2 separate regions of the Homo sapiens genome follow, and region 2 is linked to region 1. A link is a contact called in ENCODE Hi-C data. All regions are on one chromosome and are shown on one strand. The core of a region is the stretch at or near the end of the contact, and the rest is flanking DNA. Distances in the headings are between cores, read along the strand shown. Region 1 overlaps SLC38A6 (solute carrier family 38 member 6). Region 2 overlaps MNAT1 (MNAT1 component of CDK activating kinase).

What was found. A loop is a pair of places that touch in the nucleus more often than their neighbours do. Pooled maps may share reads with other maps.
Region 2: a loop to region 1 is called in a pooled map, with 2.9 times the contacts of the local background. The contact joins two enhancer-like sites. A Hi-C loop is called at or near these places in 2 of 37 single-sample maps with no recorded cell type and 4 of 50 pooled maps.

What each region holds. Positions count from the first base shown.
Region 1 is chr14:61,024,656-61,030,660 of GRCh38, forward strand. It overlaps SLC38A6 (solute carrier family 38 member 6), which reads left to right. Exons shown (of 16, transcript NM_153811.3): 6 at 5,790-5,868. Among named protein-coding and RNA genes, the nearest start is that of SLC38A6, 46 kb to the left of the region's middle. Within about 2 kb of position 1,301, at least 3 of the 41 ENCODE cell types and tissues checked have a DNase peak (open chromatin) inside an H3K27ac peak, as active enhancers do.
Region 2 is chr14:60,841,931-60,848,126 of GRCh38, forward strand. The region is part of intron 6 of MNAT1 (MNAT1 component of CDK activating kinase); the gene reads left to right. Among named protein-coding and RNA genes, the nearest start is that of MNAT1, 110 kb to the left of the region's middle. Within about 2 kb of position 3,766, at least 2 of the 41 ENCODE cell types and tissues checked have a DNase peak (open chromatin) inside an H3K27ac peak, as active enhancers do.

The sequences.
Region 1 (6,005 bases), core at 51-2,550:
CTAAGGTAAGTAGTTGGTTTCACATTCATTTGAACTCCTGAAGTAAACCATTCAGTAGGCTAGAATTATCACTAGAAATCAAACACTACATCCCAATCATCTTCTTAGTCAAGCCAGAAAAAGTCTTATTAACTCTTACAAGCACATGATAACAGTGAAGTCAATTGATGTTATTTCTGGTTTCACAACTTGCCCAATTCAAAATGTGGAAAGATGAGTAGCTCCTAGGGGGATGTTATATTCTTATTTTGCTCTTATAAATATGAAGGATTACTATGAATAGCATATGCTTTCCTTAATTCTTCAAAGCCCCAGTTCTTTAAAGGAGATTAAAAATTTAATCATTACTACGTTTTGTGAAAGGAAAACCATAAACATTAGTAGTCTTACTGAAACCTCCTGAAATTGCTAGAATGACCCAGATGTTTCAGTCTGGCACAGAATCCACACACCTTACTCTTGCAGCCTTTATTAACACCTCAGTTTGGTAATCTATGGACTCGGGTAACCCCATTTCTAAATCTCAGAAAGGTATAAATAAGATCATTTTCAATTGAGAATTATAAAAATCTCAAATTCTCAGTATTTGAAAAATTCACAATATTAGATGCTAGAAACTACTTGGATTTGCTTTCTTCCTGTATATTCATTCATGCATTTTATTTATTTACTTTTTGGTAGGCTAGTAAAGTACTAAGAGTGTTTCAGATATACTAGTTTGTATTGTCTCTTGGGAAACTAGGATTGGGCGCGCAGATACATCGCCATCTGCTGGTCAGTTTATCTGTGGTGAAACTGCAGCTTTCTTGAGACTTGTCTAGAAATTCTAGAAAGCACTGCCTTAGAATAGGAGAGGTACAGGAAATTTGGAGAGTCTTTTTCACAAGCACTTCATTTGACAACATTTACTGGTAGTGTATCTTTTTTAAGGTTTTGAAAATATTTTTCATAGTAATTTCTATTGAAAATTATAAAATTTTCAGAACAGTAGATATTTTGGTCATTTTTTAATCAAATTTAAGATCCTGAAAATGATAAGACAAAGATATACATTTTTTTCTAGGGTCATGGGGGAGCATTTTCCCCCATATATTTTGATTTTCATTTATGCATGTGTTCTGTACTATTTGAGTGCATATAGAACTTCAGTGGCATTTAGATATTTTGTGGGACCACCAGATTAATGAGACACATTGAATAGAATAAACCAGTTAGTATCCATGACTAAAAACATGTTTGAAATAAAATTGAATCTCTCTGAGACAGAAAGGCAAACTTATTTTTTCCCCGTAGCACATCCGTTTGTTTAGGGCTGAGTAATCCTTTAAGAATTGCTGAACTTCCCCCAAGTGCTGAAAACCTAATTCTGTTTTAAAAATAGCTGTAAGTAATTCTGTCCTCATACATATATTTTACATGTTTAACAAAAAAGATTCTTATCTTCATAAACTGTAATGATGTCTTAGGCCCAAACTCCAATTAGGGTTGGTTTGTTTTTTTTAAGTTTGTATGCTTAATAACGACAACTTGGGAAGCATTTTCAGAGTGCTGCGAAAAATAACTCATAAGAATACAGTATTTGGAAGCACAGAGACTGATTTTTATTTTTTGGATTTCAGTGGAGTGTTAATATTTCAAATACGTGAGAATAGGAAACTTCCTCTTCAGAACTACAATCACAGCCGTAAATACAGTAGAGTCATAGCAGTAGATGCAATAGAATCTCATCATGAAACTCCATGAATTTTGAACTAATCACATCACCAAAGGAGCTCCAATACTGAAAAATGAAATACATTGAAAATATATCTCAAGATGAAATGAAAATTCTAAGTGTTACTAAAGCTTCTGACTAATGTTCTCTGTGATATTCATTTCCTTTGAAGTCAACTGTTAATCTCAGCATTCAAAAGTAGTTTGTTTAAATACTGATTTAAAAAAGAAAAATAATTCTGAAGAGTGGTACTTCTGGTAGACTTTCCTTATTTGTCTTTGTTTTGTTGGTTTACTTTTTCACTTTGCTCCTGCACTTTCTCATGGCATACTAGTTAATAGAACGAGTTTCTCAACCCAGGCGGGCTGTTTGCACCATCACTAGCTTGGGCAAGTTACTTCTTTGTGCTTCCTTATATTCTGTGAAATAAGTAATATGTACCTCACAGGTTTGTGTAAAGATTAAGTGAGGAAATAACTTGTGTAGAATACTACCAAGCATACAGTAGGCATCTAAAAAACAAAGATGTTAGCTGTTTTCATGGATCTCTGCCCAGAGTCCCTTCCCTGTTTCTGTGTTTCTAACATCTCTCCTCTCAACCTCCCGGGCCCAATTCATTTATTTCACTTTATAATTAGATCAGCAGATATTAACACCTTGCAACTTGCTATTACCTAATCAGATTTTACCCCATTTTAGTCACTTTTTAATATTACTGTTGCTTCTCCATGTTGTTTTTAAAGAGTGCTTTCAACTTCTGTGTTTTCAGTTGACAGATGTTTTATTTTTTCCCAGAGAAGTTTCTATTAAATGAGTTATATTAGTTTAAAATTAAGTAGAAAAGAATACCTATTTAGTTAATGTGCTAAAACTAAGTGATTTATAATGGCTGAATACCTGACATCAAGGTATATCTTCTGGCACTGATTTTGGCTTTGGTGGTTTGGGGCCACTTAACTATATGCATGGCTCTTGTGGATGACCCAGTTGCAGCTATTAATTTAGAGTAGAACATGGTGTGTCTTGTTTTAGGAATCTATACTAGGTGTCCATGTCACCCAAAATCATTTGCAAATTTTTGCTTATGATTGGTCTGTAAGATAAGTGCTTAAACACTTTCTTATGCCATTTATAAAAGACATAAGACAAAAACTGTGGCAGACAGCTATTTGATCTAGTAAACCTTTTAGTTAAAAACAAAGGCAATATGAGCATTCCTATCAATAGTATATCTTTAAAACTTTTCCAGTTCATTTTATTGAGCTGATTGTTCTTTTGTATGAATTTAATTAAGATATATTTCCTAACTTAATGTGTATTTGGTAATCTTTTTGTTTCTTTTCTGTATTATATATAATATAATGTGTTAAAGTGCTAGCTAGTTCTTACATGAAAGTTTACTTGTGATTAAGAAAAAAATAATTTTCATAGTGAATAGAATGGTGGTGGCCTTTGTTTTACTGGCTTAATCCGTGTGGGTTTTCCCCTATAGTAAGTTCTGTGGTTGTATACTCTTAAAATATATACTAACATTCTCTAGAAAAGAAGCAATGTTTTGCATGTTTTATTATATTTGTATCTTGTATGTGAGGTCTTCTTTGAGAGAGAAACACGTTTGGTGAGTTCATATTTCTTAAAATATACATGATTCTTCAGACTGGAATCTAATGAAATAGTACTCCCATTTGAAAACCAAAGAGTTGAGGGTACAACAAAGGATAAAAGTGATCAGATGATTAGCCAGGGGCTAATAGAAATTCTGGAAAGAATGACAGATATTATATTAGAAAGAAATAGGATCTCATATTCACTGAAGCTTTCTACAGCTAAAGGTCCAAAAGAAATAATAGAAAATTACTGAAAGAGATGAATGTCTGAAACTTTAGAAATGCATGTGGTGTTGGATTAATCCAAGCAAGAAAGAAAGATGGGCAGATAATAAATTACATTTTATAGGAAGTCTGCTTTCCTTGTTTTCAAAGTATTTTGTCTTTTTTCTTTTCTGTCTCTCTCACAAGATATATTTAAGTAAGTCTAGGCCGGTTTCAGAAAATTCAGTTCACAATTTTTATCTTTGCACCATATGTGTAGAGTTCTTTGGAATCGGTAAAATATTATAAAAACTCCAAATCCTTGAATGGAGAAGGTTAGTCTAAACCTTCCTTCTGTTCTGTGCCAAATTGATAGCATTTTTCCTTACGAGAATATGAACAATACAGAACACATTTTCACATACAATCAGTTGTAATACCCCATAACTAAAAGATTTTGCAGAAATGTCTCAGTGGATTTTAGTCAACCCACTGAGACATAGCTGTACTTCTGCTAGGGAAAAAGAAATCGTTGTAAACTGAAAAAATATGTATATGTATATTTTCATCACAGAGAAGTGATTATTTAACTGTTCTAAATTTTACTTTGACATAAATACATGTTATTTTACTAAAAAAAATTGAGAGTGTATGTTTTTGTGTCTATAGTATTATCTATCTCCATACAAATTTACACGCAAAGTAGCATGTATCCTTTTTTTCCTCAAGTTAAATGGTCACATAGCATTGTAATCATGAAGTTCAGCTCCTTTCAAATGATGTTGATTGAGAAATATACATTCTTCTTAAACTATTTGAGCCTTTTAATCAATTTTTCCCCAGATTTTTGCCATTGAAACTTGACTTTCATTTTTGTTCTTAGCTTTTGTAAGTTTTGTAAGGAGAAAGTGAAATGTTTCCTGATATATAAATAAGTAATAAAATTAATGTGCACACAAAGTATACTCTTTATTCTTTTTTTTTTTTTTTTTTGAGGTGGAATTTTGCTCTTTCACCCAGGCTGAAGTGCAGTGGTGCAGTCTCGGCTCACTGCAACCTCCGCCTTCCAGTTTCAAGCGATTCTCCTGCCTCAGCCTCCCAGGTTAGCTGGTATTGCAGGCAACTGCCACCACGCCTGGCTAATTTTTGTATTTTCAGTAGAGACAGGATTTCACCATGTTGGCCAGGCTGGTCTCGAACTCCTGACCTCGTCAACCGCCCGCCTTGGCCTCCCAAACACTCTTTGTTCTTCATGGGCGTTTCCTTTTTGGCCCCAACACATACACACAAACATAATCTCTGGGAGGAAAGAGAATCTTACTCTGTTAAATTGAAGTTCTGACTACAAATCTTCTGAGTTTCTATATATTTAAGCTTAAACTCAAGTATTTACATATGAATGAGTTCTGTATTCTGTAACCATATTAAAACTTTTCCTAGTATTTTTATAGAATTTGTTTTTATAGCTACATCAGAATTAGGATCGTTATTAAAGTGCTATAAAAGGTAGTTATTTATCGGACTCTGTTAGATTAAATGTGAGAAATAATGCTAGCTTCAGGTTATGATTACATAATATAGATGAACCCTGTTAATAAAATGGAATAAAAGTTGGAAGTTTTGTCTTTTTAATATATTTAATGGTTTATATTGAACTTTCTCTAATCTTTTTAGAGACTAATTTTAAATGTAATTCATTATGTATTCTTTTTTATCCTATAATTATATGTGTTCATAATGCAGGGGTGGGTAGTAGAGAGAGGAAAAGAAAGGGACAGAGGGAATGAGACTTCTCTGTTGTGGGGAGGCATCTTTCTCTAGTAAGAAGGAACAGATAATCCAGTTACTAGCCATACCTATTAAACTTCTGTGTCTATGTCTGTTGTTGCTAAACTAACCTCTAATGCCTTAGACGGAGTGATAACATATAAGAGAGTTTTTGTAAAACTTTGTACAAAATTTCATTTAAAAGTAGCCTGTAATCAAGACTGTTTCTCTTACCTAGTTTGCTTTGGACTTGAAATGTAAACAAAAGATACTTAATGAACTTAACAATTGTTATTCTTCTCTACAGTTACTTTTCTGTGTGTGTGTGTGTGTGTGTGTGTGTGTGTGTGTGTATGTATCTTTGGTATAGTGTGTTATATGTTAATCTTCCATATGTTGTCATAGCTCTAATGGACATCTCTTTTCCTAGATGGATTATTGTTTAAATGGTTAAGAATCATAGAATTCTAATAGGAACACTATTTATTCTTTTGCAGCTATGTCATCTTATCTTTTAATTATTAAAACAGAGCTTCCTGCTGCTATTGCAGAATTTTTGACTGGAGACTATAGTAGGTAAGAAAAAGTATTTTACATTGTGTCCGTTCATGTATTAATTTGATAAATATGTATTAAGCTGTAAATGGCAATACTTGTAGTGGCAGGTAAAATAAATGTAGTCCTTGCCCTCAAGACAGTTACAAATTAGGCAG
Region 2 (6,196 bases), core at 2,516-5,015, 180 kb before region 1:
TATGAGCTTTGAGAATTGTTTAATACGTTGCTTTCCAGGTTCATTTCTTGGTGTTCAGTAATTTCCACTCATGTGCAGCTCAAAACCCAGACAAAAGTTGAGGACATCACTGTGAAATTCTCTAGAGCAGAGGTGGACAAACGGCAGCTAACTGACTAAATCCCACCTGCTACTTGTTACTGTAATTAAAGTTTTATTGTAACATAGCCATTCTCATTCATTTACATATATTTTTCTGCTTTTACATTATAATAGCATCATTGGATAGTTATGATGCAGATCATATGGCCTGCAAAGCCTAAAATACTTATCTGCTCCTTACAGAAAATATTTGTTAACTCCCACTTTAGAGTTTTTTCTCTGTGTGGCATTTTCCTCTCTGGTAATCTGCCCTGCAAATTATAGCTGCCCTGGGATCCCTGAAGTCTGATTTTCGTCTCCTTGATTCCTAGGCTCTGTTTGGGTTACTTCTCTATGTATTATAGCCTGGAAATGGCCCCCATGCAGGAAGCCAGGGCAATCAAAGGGTTCATTTCATTTGTTTTTCTTCCCTTGGGGCTCACAGTTCTGTACTGGCTGTTACTCAATTTCTGGAAACCATTGATTCTTATTTTGTTCAGTTTTCTAGTTGCTTAAGTGGGGAATGGTCAATCTGGTCTTGTTATTGTATAATGGTCATATGCAGGAGAAGCAGCAGAATATTTTGAGACTTGTTTTTGTTGTTTTGTATATCAAGAATTAGTTGCTTTATATTGCTATGTAATATTCCATTTGTTTGAATATAAATGCTCCTCAATTTATTTGATGGGGCATGTCTAGATAAACCCATCATAAGTTGAAAATACCATAAGTCAAAAATTCATTTAATATACCTAACCTGCTGAACATCATAATTTAGTATAGGCTTCCTTAATACAAGTACTCAGAACACTTACATTAGCCCAGCATCATGAGAGAGCATCCTATTGCATGTTGCTAGCCCAGGAAAAGATCAAAATTCGAATTACAGTTTCTACTGAATGCCTGTTGATTTTGCGTCATCATGAAGTCAAAAACTTGTAAGTCAAACCGTCATAAGTCAGGGAATGTGTGTATATCTGTTTAGCAATTCTCTTGTTGGGGAATACCTGAGCTGTTTATAGTTTTTGACTATTACTAGTAAAGCAGCTGGCTGGGCACAGTGGCTCATGCCTGTAATCCTAGCACTTTCAGTCATATTTAATGTTGTCAATCTTTTTAATTTTAGTTATTTTGGTGATGATTGATAGTATCTCATTGTAATTTAGATTTTTATTTCCTGGAGAACTAATGGTTTTCAGCATTTTTTATTCATTCGTTTGCCTTTTTTCTTTTCTTTTGGGATGGAGTCTCGCTCTGTCGCCCAGGCTGGAGTACAGTGGCGCGACCTCAGCTCACTGCAAGCTCCGCCTCCCGGGTTCACGCTATTCTCCTGCCTCAGCCTCCCAAGCTGCTGGGATTACAGGCACCCACCACCATGCCCGGCTAATTTTTGGTATTTTTAGTAGAGACGGGGTTTCACCGTGTTGGCCAGGCTGGTCTCAATCTCCTGACCTCGTGATCCGCCTGTCTCGGCCTCCCAAAGTGCTGGGATTACAGGCATGAGCCACTGCGTCCGGCCTCGTTTGCCTTTTTTATATCTCTTTTTGTGATGACTCTATTAAAATCTTATGTCCATTAAAAAAATTGAGTTGTTTGTGCTTTTACTATTGATTTGTAAAATGTTTTACAATGTGTTGAACATAAGTCCTTTGTCAGACATCTGTTTTATGAATAATTTCTCTTGTCTGTGGCTCACTTTTTCTTTTTCTTAGTAATGTTTTTTGATGAACTGAAGTTATAAATTTTGATGAAGTCAGATTTATGAATGTTTTTCTTTTAAGGTAATTTTTGTGTCCTATCTAAGGAACCTTTTCCTTCCCCCAAGTCACAACGATAATTCTCCTGTTTAGAAACTTTGTAGTTTTTGCATTTATAGTTGGGTTCCTGATCCATCTTGTATTAATTTTTATGTATGGTATACAGTACCTGTTTGGGTTTCTTTTTTGCATGTGAACATTTAGTTGTATTTGTAGAGAATACTTTTCTTCATTGGATTGCTTTCACATATTTGGTGCCTTTGTTGAAAATCAATTGACTGCATATAAGTTTAGGTCTATTTCTGTTTTCCTTATTCTGTTTCAATAACTTATCTTGATTACTATAGTAATTCTTGAATTAAGGTAGTATAAGTGTTCCAATTCTTTTTCTTTTTCAAGATTGCTTTTTGCATATCCTTAACATTTTAGATTCAGTTTGTCAGTTTTTACAAAAATTCTTGGTAAAAGTATAATTGATATTCTGATTGGATCTATAGATCAATGTGGGGAGAATTAAGATCTAAAATACTGAGTCTTCCACTACATGTACATGGTATGCTTCATTTATTTAGGGCCTCTTTATCTCAGCAATGTTTTGTAGTTTTCAGTGGTTTGTGTTAGACTTATTGTCATTTTTTTCCCTAAGTATTTTATGTGTGGGATGCTCTTTTCAAGGAAATAGTTATTTCAAATCTCATTTTCTATTGCTTAATCCTGGTATGTATATTTTTACATTGGGCTTGCGTGCGATGAGCTTTTCTATTTTACTTATTGAGTAGTCGTTTTTAGATTTTTTAGGATTGTTTATATAAACAATTGTGTTAACTGCATTTAGAGACAGTTTTACTTCTCTGCCTTTTATTTCTGTTACTTGCCCTATTGCAGTGCCTTATTCCCCACCTAAGAGAGAAATCATTTAGTCTTTTGACATTATATGTCATACTAGCTGTAGAATTTTCATGAATGTCTTTCATCAGATTGAGGAAAGTTCCTTCCATTTCTAGAGTACTGAAATTTTTGAAAAGTTATGAGTAGATGTTGAATTCTGTCAAGTGCTTTTTCTGTGTTTATTAAATATCATTTTTCTTCTTTATACTGTTAGTGATTTAAATTGATTCATTTTTATATATTAACTTTGCATTCTTGTGATAAATTCTACATGGTTATGATATATGTGAATTCAATTTGATAATATTTTTATTAAGGATTTTTGTGTCTGTATTCATCAGGGATATGGCTCTATACTTTTCCTGTAGATGTCTTTGTTTAGCTTTGGAGTAATATAATGTTTTTATCAGTAATGCTAGCAATGGTTTTGTTAGCGTCATTGGCTTCACTTGAAAGTGGGGTCTACTACCTTATGTTTGAAAGAGTTTGTATGAAATTAATGTTTTTTTTTTATGTGTTTCTATAGGGTTCAGTAGTGAAACCATCTGGGACTCTAATTTGTTTGTATATAGGTTTTTTATAAACTCAGTTAAAAAATCTACTCAGCTTTTCTCTATTTTTTTTAGTAAGTTGTATTTTTCAAAGAATTTGAGAATTTCATCTAAAGTGTATTTGTTGACATAAAGTTGTTTATAATATTTTCTTAATTCTTTAAATGCCTATAAGAGTTACACTGCTAATTTTTAGCAAATTCCCAGCACTCTGCCTTTAATCTTGATTAGTCTAGGTAGATGTTGTTGATCTAGTCACTGAACCGGTTTTTTCTTAAACAGTTATTGAAGTATAATTTACATACAATAAAATCCACTCACATTAAGCATATGATTTAATAATTTTTTAGTAATATTAAAGAGATCTGCAACCATAATCTTGTTTTAGAATAGTTTATCACCTGCAGAAGATGCCTTGTGATAGTTGATAGTTACTTCTGCTTTCACTCCGAGCCCTAGGCAACCACTTCTCTACTTTCTGTTTCTGTATAGTTATCTTTTTTGACATTTTCTATAAATAGAATAATACAAAATGTAGTCTTTTGAGCCTAGCTTCTTTGACTTAGTGTAAAGTTTTTGTGCTTCATCCTTGTTTTAGTGTGGCTTTGTTAGACTTTAGTATGAGGATAATATTGACCCCATAAAATGTTTTGGAAAATATTCCCTTGTCCTCTGCTTTCTAGAAGAGTTTCTGAACCATTGGTATTATTTTTTCTTGAAATATTTGATGGAATTTACCAGTGAACCATCTGGTTTTGGCTTTTATTAATGAGAGGATTTCCAAATACTGTTTCAATTTCTTTACTAATAATAAGCCTATTCACACTTCCTTTTTCTATCCCCGTTTCTTTTTCCTTCCTCTCTTTTCCCTCCCTCTCTTCCTTTCCTCCCCTTGCCTCCCCTTCCCCATTCTCCTATTCCTTTTTCTTTTTCCTTCATTCCTTGTCTTGATATTTTGAGTATTCCTAGAAATTGGTCAGTTTCTTCTAAGTTGAATTTCTGTAGGGTCAGGATCACGTTCACTCTTTTATTTCTTATTTTGGTAGTTTTGTTCCTTCTCTTTTTTTTCCCTTGGCACATCAACCTAGCGGTGTGACAGTCTTGTTGATCTTTTCAAAGAATCAACCTTGGTTTTAAGAATTTTTAAAAAATTTTTTTTGATTTCCATTTCATTGATCTCCATTCTAATATTTATGGTTGTCCTTCTGCTTATAAGCTTTGCTCTTCTTTTCCTAATTTCTTAAGGTGGAAACTTGGGTTATTTATTTGAGGTCTTTCTTCTTTTCTAAAAATAGGCATTTAAAGCTATAATACCTCTACATACTGCTTTTGCTACAATAATATGTTGTATTTTCATATTCATACAATTGGATACATTTTTAAATTTTTTCTTGTGATTTCTTGTTTGACCATGGATTATTTAGAGGTTGTTGTTCTAATTTAATTCCACTTTGGTTTGAGGGCATGCTTTGTATGATCCCAATTTTTAAAATTTACCGTTACTTATGTTATGGCCAAATATATTTTTTATTGTGGAGAATGTTCCACAAGTACTTGAAATTTTATTCTATATTTGGGAAGAATGTGTTAGATGTTAGTTACATCATGTTGCTTGATGGTTATGTTGAAGTCTTCTGTGTCCTTACAGATTTTCTGTCTAGTTTGTCTATCAATTATTGAGTGGAGTTTTGAAATCTCTGACTATTATTGTTGAATTGTTTATTTCTCTCTCAATTCTGTCCAGCGTTGCTTCATGTATTTTGAGACTCCTTTTGTATGTTTATAATTTTTATATCTTCATGATATTGACCCTTTTATCATTATGAAATGCTTTTGTCTCTAGTAACAGTTTTTGTCTTAAAGACTTGTTTTATTTGCCGGGCACGGTGGCTCACACCTGTAATCCCCAGCACTTTGGGAGGCCGAGGCGGGCGGATCATGAGGACAGGAGATCGAGACCATCCTGGCTAACACGGTGAAACCCCGTCTCTACTAAAAATACAAAAAATTAGCTGGGTGTGTTGGCGGGCACCTGTAGTTCCAGCTACTCAGGAGGCTGAGGCAGGAGAATGGCATGAACCCAGGAGGCGGAGGTTGCAGTGAGCCAAGATCGCACCACTGCAGTCTGGCCTGGGTGAAAGAGTGAGACAACGTCTCAAAAAAAAAAAAAAAAAGACTTGTTTTATTTTAGTACAGCTACTTCAGCTCTCTTATGGTTATTGTTTACATTGTTTATCTTGTTTCACACTTTTGCTTTCAACCTATTTTATATCTTTGATTCTAATGTGTGCTGGATGTTTTTCATTTGGATAGTCTTTGTTTTTATAGTGTTCAAGCTATTTACGTTTAATGTTTGTTTTGTATATTTCTCATGGTGCTTTTTGTTCTTCTCTTCCTCATTTATTGCTCTTTTTTGTGTTAAATAGATATTTTCTTGTGCACATTTAAATTATTTTCTTTTTACTATGCATATTTTTAAGTGTTTTTATATTGGTTGACCTAGGGTTACAATATGCATATTGACTTATTACAATTGACTTCATATTAATACTAATTCAGTGTTAGTAATATGTAGAATATTTAATTCTGTATAGCTTCATTCCTTTTCCTCTCCTGGAGAGTGCCATTGTCATATGTATTATATTTTATATGCTGTAAGATTAACCATACAGTTTTACAGGTTTTTTTTTGTAGCTGTTTTGTAAATTTGTTAAGAGGAATAAAGAGAGAAAAGTTTTTATTCAGTCTTTTAGATTTGTCTATGTAATTACCTCTTGAGTATTCTTCATTTCTTTGTGAGAATTTGAGTTACTGCTTGGTATCATTTCCTTTTAGCCTGCAGGACATCTTTACTATTTTTACAGATTCCTCAGTCTTTAC